2 separate regions of the Mus musculus genome follow, and region 2 is linked to region 1. Evidence: chromatin contacts called from ENCODE Hi-C or POLR2A ChIA-PET data. All regions are on one chromosome and are shown on one strand. The core of a region is the stretch at or near the end of the contact, and the rest is flanking DNA. Distances in the headings are between cores, read along the strand shown. Region 1 holds the start of Dipk2a (divergent protein kinase domain 2A). Region 2 holds the start of U2surp (U2 snRNP-associated SURP domain containing).

Region 1 (5,390 bases), core at 906-3,405:
AGTACCTGCTAACATAAATACAGCTTGGAGAGGTGGGGGCTTGTGGGAGTGGGTGGGGGGGGTCATACTTAGAGACTCGCTAATCTAAACTAATGAATAGAATAATCCTGCAAAGTAAGCTTAACTGAATTTACACTGATCAGAGATAAAACAGTACTTATTAAACCATCTGAACTTTAAAATTAACCTATCACATATATCTTAACAGCAACTTGAAATTTTATTAAGGCTCACATTAGAACTTCAGCTGATCAAATACTCGTGTTAAGGATGCTTGGCTGAACTAATCAAGGCTGATTTCTCTTGACTAAGACGCAGAAAACTTGAAAGAAAAAAAAAGCCACCAATAGAGTACATTCCTATTCATACTTTAATCAACAACAGAAACAAGGTCCAAACCCTCTAGCCATTAGTGACATTCTTAGCGGAGAAAGGGCGTGAACTATACAATCAATTACTTGTGGTTAATTTAAACTCACTTTCCCTAGCACTTGACGTTTAGAACTGGTAACTTTTCTTGCAGCCAAGAGAGATCACACACCTACTGGACAATCGCTGCCCAAGGGCACAGCACTTTAGCGGGGGGGGGGGGGGTGTTTGAAACAAATTACTCCAAAAATAAACCGGATTCCTTTCTCTTATCTATTTTCTTCTTGCCGCCACCAGTAAAACGATTCCATTCTATCCTCCTAAAAGGCACGTTTATTTTCGAAATGAAGTCAAGAAAAAGCAAATAAGTCAGTTGGGCTAGAGGCCAAAACCCTTTTCCTTAGATCCTAGCTCCAACCTAAAAAAAAAAAAAAAAAACACTTTAATTCCTTCCTTAACCGGATTACCATATGACTAGGGCAGGCCACAGCATCAGGATGCAAAAGTCCGTCTTGGCCTTTAGCCTTCCCAGCCCAAATCTAACTCTTTCCCCCATTTCCTAGCTTCTAATTCCACGCAAAGCACGAGTCACGAATTAGCTCCCTTCACTTTACCACCACCCCACTCTCTGATCTCATCTTTCCCACCTGGTCCCAGAACTAGCTGATTGACTAACAGGGAGATGATCTAAGAAATAAAACAAAGACAGACTCGGGGAAGTTAGGCTAGCCAGGCGGGACAGCAAAGGACGTGTGCCCAGGGTGCCCAAGTCCTCGGAAAGAGGTACAAGGGCTCGCTATCGCACTGACACTGGCATCCAGACTGGGACGAGCGGGAGGGCGGAAGGAAACTCGCGAAGAGGCATTTTGGGAGAGTTGGGGACGCACTCCCTCTGGCGTCGAAGAGCCCCGCGCCCGCGCCTACCTGTAGCACCAGCGGCTCGGGGTTGAAGGCCAGGGTGAGCAGCAGCTGCATGCGCTCGGAGTCCTTGAGGTTACGCAGCAGGAAACTGCCCGAGTCCTTGGTCTCCGCGTAGCGGCGCACCAGGCGGTCCAGCAGGCGCTGCGAGGGGCAGTGCACCAGGTCCGACCAACCCTCCACCGCCTCCGGCGTGAGCAGCCGCACGTCGCCGTTGAGACGCGCGAACTCGGTGCGGGGCATGGCCTGGAGCAGGTCGCAGCGCGGCCGGCCGGTGGCCCGCTTGCAGATGCTCTGGTCGAGCTGCGCCAGCTCGCGCTGCGAACCCAGGCGCTTGAGCACCACGCGCCGGCGGCCGCCCTCGCGGGGCTCGCCGTACTGCGCGAAGTACACGTTCTTCACGTTGAGGAAGTCCAGCAGGCGCAGGCGGCCCCACGTCTCGAAGCCCACCTGGCCGTTGAGGAAACGGCGGCACCAGCTCGTGCCGAAGCACGCCGGGCACTTATTGAGCTGCAGGAAGCGCCGGTCGGCGAGCTCGTTGCGCTGCCAGGAGGCGAGCAGCGACGGCGAGTGCAGCAGCATCAGCACCAACAGGCTGCCGAGCGCCGCCAGCTTCAGTGCACGGGACAGGCGGCCCAGCTTCAGGGGCACCAGGCGCCACATCCCGCCCGCGCGCGGCAGCGGCCGGGGCCGGGGCGGGCGAGCGCACCCCGCCGGGCCGCCCCACGGCGCCGAGGCCCGCGGCGCAGACGGAGGGCGGCAGCGAAGGAACCCGAGGACGGGCTGCGCCGGCCGAGCGCGGCGACTTCCCGATCGGCTGTCTCCACAACTCCCGGTGCCCTCCTCCGAGCTCCCCGCCCTCCGACTCCGCGGGCGCCGCCTCCTTGCCCGCCAAGTTATAGAGGCGCGGGGAGGGGGGGGGGGAGGAGGGAGCGCGGGAGCCGCGGTCGCGCGCACGCGCACTCCCGCCCGGGACGCTTGAGCTGCGCCTTGCTGGGTCCCGGGCGAGCAGCGCGCGCGGGGGCGAGTGAGGAGTCCCGGACGCCTCACACTCGAGAAGCTACGGTGCGAGGAGGGGAGGAGAGGATGCGGCGGGGCCCCCACGCGCGGGCACGCCCGAGAGCGAGGGGCGGGGCCGGGGGCGGGGCGAGCGCGCCCCCGGGAAGCGTCAGCGCGAGCTCGCGGGGAGGCGGTGGAGAGGGTGGGTGGAGGGCGCGCCCGGGAGGGCGGAGCTCGCCAGCTCCGCCACCGGAGACCTTCAGTAACGGCTACTCTGGGGTGACTGTCGGGCTACACAGGCGCCCCGGAGGCCTTTGTGGGAAGGTCATTGGAAGGGAGAGGGCGGAGGCAAGCGGGAGCAGAGAGGCCCATCCTGGGAGCGGGAGGAGGTGGGGCCGAAGCCTGGGGGCGGGGCTGGAGTGGGGCCGGGCCAGGTCCTGGGGGCGGGGCCTGGCCGCCCGCTCCGGGCCTTATATGGTGTGGCGCGCGCTTGTTCTTTTGACTGGCGGGACCTCTGGGTCGCGCGCTTTGTGCCGCCGTAGGGCCTGCGGGCAGACAGTGGGCCAGCGGTTAGGGACCGGAATGCCGCTGCAGGGCTGGCGATGTATCTGCGGAGGCTGAGTTACGGTTTCGCTGAGTGAGCACTGGCGGGATGAGGTCCTTCCTCACCGGCGCCGCCCGCCGGGTCCCCGAGGAGCCCGGTTCCCCCATGCTTCACAGGCTGGGCCCAGGCCTGCCTTGCGGCCAGGACGCGTTGCTGTGGCGATGACCCCAGGGAGCCAGGCCGTCAGGTGCCGCACCTGTGCGGTCTAACCAGCTCCTAACAGCAGACTGCGGAAATAACCTGGCCTAACGCGCGTGGGGTTAAGTTTTAGAAGGTCTGGGATCTTCAGCAGTAACTTCAAAATATGTTCTATTAGAATACTTTTTTTTTCTTTAACTTTTAGCACTCCTGTGATTGTTGGTCGAGTGGATAGCTAGCTAATTCCTGGTCGCTGTTAAATATACTTTTACTGCGCTGATTTTTAGAGGTCAAACAGGAAAATCATAGTAAGTAGTAACGGGTATGCAAAGAGTAACTACTGAGACAGTGAGACTTATCTATACAAGATCGTGAATCACTTTCCCGAATTTTCTGTATTTGATTGTAGCATGAGGACTCGCTTCTGGAAGAATACGGGTAAGGTCAACGTTTTGTGTTTGGTGATGTAGGAGTTCAGTCTTTGGAAGAAATTTTCAACGTGGTGGTGATTTTTACAGGCTACTACAGAATACAAATTTTAAGATGTTAGCCTTCAAAGGCTTATGCAAAATGGCTGAGAAATTTGGCTGATAGAAAAAGAGCATCCCATGTTTCCTTTGGCAGAAATTTGATTTAACTTGCTCATCAAGCATCCCCCAAATCCATACAATAAGGTTATGTAAGCAAAGGCTCAAATGAAGTTTCCTCTGGAGTGTCTGGAGCGACTGGAGACTAGAACTGCATGGTTCATTTGTGCTGCTGAGGCAGAGTTGTAAACGAAGCGAATAATTACTAACCTGTGTGTTGTCTTCAACACCCCGTCTACATGCTAGACAATGTGTGGAATCACTTTAAAAACAAAATCAAAATATTCTTTCTGCATTTTATCAGTGTAAACAAACAAGGTTATTTTACTCAACACAAATTGCTTTGCTTAAAACTAGTTTATATTTTAACAGCTCTGAATTTAGGGAGTCAGTGGTGGCCTTTCTGCCTTAGTCCCTCTCCTAAGAGTGAAGTGAGGATTTAGAAACATGACACATCAAACTCAGTTGTTGCAATTAAAACTTCTAGATATTAAGATAGTCTTCAAGAATTTAATAACTTTTGCAACAGAAAAAAGTTTTGGAGACACATAAGATAAACTCAGAGATTGGAAAAGATCAGTAAGTATTAATGTATTTTTCTCCACTTTCCAGTAAACCACAGGATGCTTTTAGCTAATGGATTGTAAACTGCAAGCCAGAGTTCTTGATCATTATTTTAAATAAGAACAGTGTAATTTCCAGTGTGATTGCCATTATTACAAATGTATCTAGTACAATTAAAGACCACAGTGGTTTAAATAATTTTTTCATTTATGTATGTGTGCTCACACACACACACACACACAGGGTGTTAGTGGGGTTGAGGTAGAGGTCCGAAGACGGTTTACAGATACCAGTTTCTCCCTCTACAATGTGGGTTCATGGCTATTAGGAATTCAGATAGCACGGCTTGGCTGCAAAAACTTGCTGAGTCATCTCACCAGTCCAAAGCCACAGTGCTTTGATACCAGTCATCTAATTTGAAAATATTTAATACTGTGTGTGTGTGTGTGTGTGTGTGTGTGTGTGTGTGTGTGTGTGTATGCATGTCAGTGGATGTATATGAACCACGTGAGATCTGGAAGATCAGAAGAGTCATCATAGCTCCCTGCAACTGAAGTTACAGAACTTTATGAGAGCACCCACGTGGGTGCTTAGAACCAAGCCTTAGTCCTTTGCCAAGGAAGAGCCTCAGCTTGGAGAGGGGTTCTGATAAAAGGGGTGGGGGTGGGGGTGGGGGGGACAAACAACTCGAAGTCAAATCATGAGTCTGAAAAACGGGTGGCCTATGCTCTGCTGGAGCCAGCTTTCCAGCCAGCTTTCTCTGTGATCTGCTTTCTCTGGAGATCTCGAATCCGTGCTCAGTCCCCGCCCCCTCATATGTGTGTGTGTGTGTGTGTGTGTGTGTGTGTATGTATGTGTATGTGTATGTGCTTTGCTTGAAACAGTTCTCTAAGCAGTTCTCTTTGGCTATTCTAAAAAATTTCTGAATAGCTCAACTCTTGCAGACCATGTGCATAGTCTTTTATTTTACATATCAATCCAGTCATTTACTCCAGGTTCCCTTTTCATTATTCTATGAATCAGCATCCTGTGCCTGCCCCCACCCCCACCCCCACTCCATCACCCACCCATCCACCCCCACTCCCACCCCCAGCCCCTTAATTCTTAGGAGACTGCAAGCACACAGTTTCTTTCAAAATTGCCGAAGAATTCAGAGATGTCCCTGCTTCTGTTTAGCACTGTTGATAAACTAGCTGGATGGGACCTGATCC
Region 2 (5,390 bases), core at 1,809-4,308, 970 kb after region 1:
ATATCCACCTGCCTCTGCCTCTGCCTCTCCCTCTGTCCCCCAAGTGCTGGGATTAAAGGCATGGGCCTCCACTGCCTGGCAAAATAACACATTTTTGGTAAACTTATTTTTTTATATCTAGCAATATCTCAGGTTAACAACCATACGTTCTGTCTTACTGCTCTGAAACAAAGCTACAATATGGCTCCAAACCCCCTCCTGAAGCCATGAAATACTTTGCTTAGGAAATTTTATTTCTAAAATATGTGCTCAGTGTCTACCAGGAGATATTAAAAATGAAAAGTATAGAACAATTACATAAAATAAAAGGGACTTTGGAAGGGTGCCCCCCCATCAAGTCCCCTTAGCAAGAACTACATACACTGTGTACATCATGAAGTTAATTTTAAAGCTAAAAATAACTAGTGGTTTATGTATTTTGTAATTAAGAAACACTAATGGGGCCATGAGCATGACTCAGAGAATGCAGACATAGGCCACACAGCCTGAAGGCCTGAATTTGATCCTTAGAACCTAGCGTTGTCCTCTGTCACATCTACACTGCGGCATGAGGGTGCACATGTGTGCACACAGACATGCACACTTTTGTAAAAGATAGAGACTTCATCATGGTCAATGGTAAAAACCCTATATCTTGTACAAATATTCTTTCAATGTGTAGAAATGACTAATAAACACCTCTACCCAAATTGATGGAAATGTAACTACCATAGCAAGAGCATGAAACAGAAGTCTCTACTTACTTGATATACAGCACAGAATACAAGCCTGGAAATTCCAAATATTGTACTAAGGCCAAAATGATCTTATAATCTAATAATGTCTAGACTTACATTTGAAATTAAAAAAAAACAACAACAATTTGAGTGGTCATTATGATGGCCAACACTTAATAATCCAAATCAGTGCTTTCTAGTTCCTTAAAAAAAAGGGAGCTGGAAGCGGTTGGCACATGCCTGTAATCCCAACTCTGGGAAATACAAGGAAGGAGCAGCAGGATGCTGAAGGTTAAAGTTCAAGCCAGCCTGGGCTACGGGAGACCCAGCTCAAAAACCTAGTACGCAGGATGGGTGGATGATCTATATAGACTTAGAAACTGAAGTAAGATTTACTAACATTTACAGTAACTCCATCTTTCTATCAGCCCTATAAAAGAATTTTTTTCCTGTAATAAGATAAGAAAACCTGAGGCTGAAGAGATTAGGTATCGTATTTGTTTTCAAAACCTATAACCTCGCCATTCCATTACAACACTTTCCATTACATGGAAAAATCCTGGCAAAACTCTTGAGTATAAATATTCCCTTTTCAGACACGAGTAAGGAACCCTTTGGTGACATCTAAAGGACTATAAACTGACAAGTGTGAATGAAAAAAAAAAAATCCAACAAGCTACTTAATACTTAAAAACTACACAGAGTCCTGAGAAGTATTCTCTTAGAAAAAAGTCTGAACACATACTTTGAAAAGCTTTCAATCTACCCAGGCCTCATGCAGGAAATACTAAATGCTTTGAGAAGAATATCAAAACAAATTGTAACTATGGATGTGGGTACCTGTCCTGGTCACGGGTCTGAAAGGAGGAGTGGCATCATGAGGTACCCCTTCATTCACCTGCTCCCCCAGAAAGGGAAGGAGGGGAAAAACTACTGGAGAAAAAGGAAGCTGACTTACAGTAAAGGTCTGGTGTAAGGACAACCAGAACTGGGCCCTCCCATAGTTCTGAAGAATGTCTAGTAAGACCTTTACTACTTGCTAAGTAAATCTGGGGCAATCATTCAGCAAAATGGCAAAAATTTAAAAATTAACAAATAAATAAACGTCAGCCTTATTAGAAAGAGAGCAAGTTTGGTTTGTTTCTCAAACCAAACAGCAAATGCAAACAGATAATCATACACTTTACGTTCCGAGACTCTTTAAATGTTATCCAACTCCTTATCTCTGCATCTCAAGCCTCGCCACTGGTTTATGGCAGTACTTAGGCATCTTTAATACCGAGATGGGGACGAGAATCTCCAAGCAAAATAATCCAAAATAGATAAGTAAATAAATGGGATTAAACACGCTGGCCAAAATGGCAACTAACACCAATTGTTAACCCAACCTTACTAACGCTTAATTACAGTTCAACGGTTTCCCAAGCAATGCACAGGGCTCCCTATAAACTCACATGTAAGGGCATTTGGGCAATTTCCACGTCTACCGTAGTTTCCCTTTCCAATGGAAACCCCACATACTGCTTGAGACCCTGAGTCTGCGGCCCTCAAGAGGGATGTTGTTCACTTTTCACTTCCCGGGAAGTGGGAGGAAAATCACATGGGAAGTGTGGCTCTAACCCTGAGGCTCAGAGAGCGGCTCCCTCCGCACGTCCCAACCCCAGGCCCTCCACTGGCGGGTCTCTCGCACACCCTTGCAACCCGTCCAGCCTAATTTCCTGGACGGCAAGGAGAGAAACCGTGTAAGGCCAGGAACGAGTAAGAGCCAAAGTAAAGAAGGGAGGACGAGGGGGGAAGAAACAGGCATCTAAGACCGGGAACCTTCCCGCCTCTCCCAGCCTCTAGCCCGCAGCCTCCGAGAGCAGCAAGGGGTGATACAAGGACGCCGGACCACCTCGGAACCACTGCTCTGACCCACAAAGCCGAACGAGGTGACCAGCCCCGCTCGCCACCAGGCACGCTGGTGTGGGGCTGAATCCCAGTCGGGACGGACGCGCGCTCGGGCCTCTCAACCTGCGCACCTTGGTGCAGCGGTGCCAGGCCCACTGTGGCCAACAGGCCTCAGCCCCTCGCCCCAGGAAACCCTCGAAGGCCAGAGGCTTCTGTAGGCCCTCGACCACGGTGAGAGACCCCCCTGACTGACGGAGATCTCTAAGAAACTACCTTTGAACTGGCCTTCTGAGATCCGCCTGGCGTTTTGTCGGCCATCTTGAGCTTTGCTCCTCCTTCAGCGGAGGCAGCAGCGCGGGTGAGTCGAGCACCGAGAGAACAGATAGCAGCCGAGCGCGCCAGAAAGGCTGCCAGGCCGAATAGCCGAACGCCGAGACGGAGACCTCCGCGGCGCCGGGGCCGCGTGACTTCCGCGTCGAGGCGCTTTTACGCGCCCCGCCCACCCCGCTCGCCTTCCGGTGAATTGCGGCGCCCAGTCACGTCACGCGCCTGCGGAATTTAGGGACTCTCCTTGACCCGACTTTCAAGGCCAACTGATAATTCAGTCATTTTCCTCCCAGAGCCAACCGGCGTTAGATGCGAGCGGGTTCTACTTCCTGAGGGGGGAAGGAAGCTGCTCTTTTAAAGCAACTGCAGTAGCCACGTGAGCCGAGCGTCTCACCTCAGCTGATGAGGCAGTTCGTCGAGACACTTTGCCGCACGATCCCCCAGGGGGCACAGGCCTTGGTGGCAAGGCAAATTTGCAATCTGCTCACGTTAAAAAATGGTGAGCAGTGACTTCAGAGTTGAGAAAAAACAGGGAAATAGGATAAAAACTGTTTAGGACGTCGGAGCATGGTACCTGCATAGACTGGGCATGGAGTTGGGGAGGGATGGATCGTAATATAGACGCTGTTCTAAAACGAGCATGTTTATTGTTACTGTGCAGTACAGGCACGCCCTAGCAACTGTGGGGAGGTTAAAGGACAGTTTGAAGGAGTTGGTGGGATTTGGGGATCGAAATGAGGTTGGCAGGTTTGCTCAGCAAGTGCCTTTTTCCCTCTGAGACTTCTGGCTACCCGCACCTATTTCTTTGAAGCATAGTCGCAAAAGTTGTGTAGCAGAAGATAGCCTTGAACTGCTGATTTTCCCGCCTCAGGTCCTGGGAATTAGTCTTGGGCCACCATGTCTAAGCTTTTTGTTAATTGAAGGGAAGCGGGGAATGAGTAAGTTTGGTTTGATTTGGGTTTTTCCAGTTTGTCGGCATTCCACCCCTGGCTGTCCCTGTGCTGTAGACCAGGCTGACCTCAAACTCGGAGATCTGTCTCCCAAGTGCTGGGAGAAAACGTGTGTGCCATCACCTAGATTTCAGTTACAGATAAGGGTCAGACCTAGAGAAGAGGCTCAGAATTGGAGATGTGTGACAGGACCTGAGAATGGAAATAAATTCATTTGGGCTGGAGGGCACAGAACCGTATTATACTGTACTTTCATGCATAGCAACCGTTACTTTCTGATCGTTGGCTTCCTGTTACTACGGTTTCTATCTCTGGTACCTGGCTTATTTATACCTCATCGCCTACCACCAGATTTTATTGATATTTATTTATTTATTTATTTTGGTTTTTTCAAGACAGGGTTTCTCTGTGTAGTCCTGGCTGTCCTGGAACTCACTCTATAGACCAGGCTGGCCTCGAACTCAGAAATCTGCCTGCCTCTGCCTCCCAAGTGCTGGGATTAAAGGCGTGTGCCACTACCGCCCTGCTTATTGACCTTTTTAGAGAGTTCAGCAATGTAGCCTCCTAGACTAATGCTTCCCTGGTCGCTCCCCCACCCCCTTCACTATACCCCCATCAACCAAAAAATAAACTTCAACTTCTGTATGGTAAATGTACTTGCTTCTGTGACTCCGTCTCCTGAGCCTACTCCTACTCTCAGAGTTCATTCTTTCTTTCAGTTCCCTCCCCTACTGCTCCTTTCTTCAGTGTCAGTTATATACAGGGTTACTTTGCAATCTCCTTATTCCCAAGTTTTACACTGTACAGCCTTATGTCTGTCTCTGTAAGTCACAATACTGTGGAGGCTTTTATATATTAAAAACAGCAGGGTTCCAATAATAAATTCGGAACAGATTGTGAAACCTACTTTACAGCATTCATATCACAGCTTTATTTAAAATATTTGTATTTAGGGTTCTCTAGGGTCACAGAACTTATGAGTATTTTCTATATAGTAAGAGAATTTATTGATGACTTACAGTCTGTAGTCCAACTCCCCAACAGTGGTCAGCAGCAGCTGTGAATAGAAATCCAAGGATCTAGCAGTTGCTCAGTCCCACAAGGCAAGCGGGCGAAGAAGGATGAGCCCTCCTTCCAATGTCCTTATGTAGGTCTGCAGCAGAAGGTGTGGCCCACCTGGATCTGGGACTTGCCTTACTTAGTCTCCTGGGATTAAAGGCATATGTACTACCTTGCCTGGGCCTAAGCTTTTCATAGCCACTATGCCTCAAGATCAGGATCACAGGTGAGCCTTCTAGTTCTGGATTGTAGTTCATTCCAGATATAGTCAAATTGACAACCAGGAATAGCCACCACAATCCACCTCTTGTCAACTTGACACAAATAATATCTCATGTCCACATGACACAATAACAAGGTCATCAATACAACTAACATGATAAAACTATTCCTCATACAATCGCAAATGCATTTGTAAATTTACAATGGGGCAATGTCCCTTGGGAAC

What was found. A loop is a pair of places that touch in the nucleus more often than their neighbours do. ChIA-PET counts read pairs that join two places held with the same protein, here RNA polymerase II (POLR2A).
Region 2: a map of heart shows a loop between it and region 1 (2.7-fold over the local background). The contact joins the promoter of U2surp here to the promoter of Dipk2a in region 1. A Hi-C loop is called at or near these places in 1 of 37 maps with a recorded cell type or tissue (heart). POLR2A ChIA-PET finds 5 or more read pairs at or near these places in 1 of 5 experiments (embryonic stem cell).

The regions. Positions count from the first base shown.
Region 1 is chr9:94,535,926-94,541,315 of GRCm38, forward strand. Dipk2a (divergent protein kinase domain 2A) reads right to left here and starts at 2,156. Exons shown (of 3, transcript NM_001033145.2): 1 at 1,294-2,156. The coding sequence starts at 1,950.
Region 2 is chr9:95,508,938-95,514,327 of GRCm38, forward strand. U2surp (U2 snRNP-associated SURP domain containing) reads right to left here and starts at 3,059. Exons shown (of 28, transcript NM_001357974.1): 1 at 2,880-3,059. The coding sequence starts at 2,924.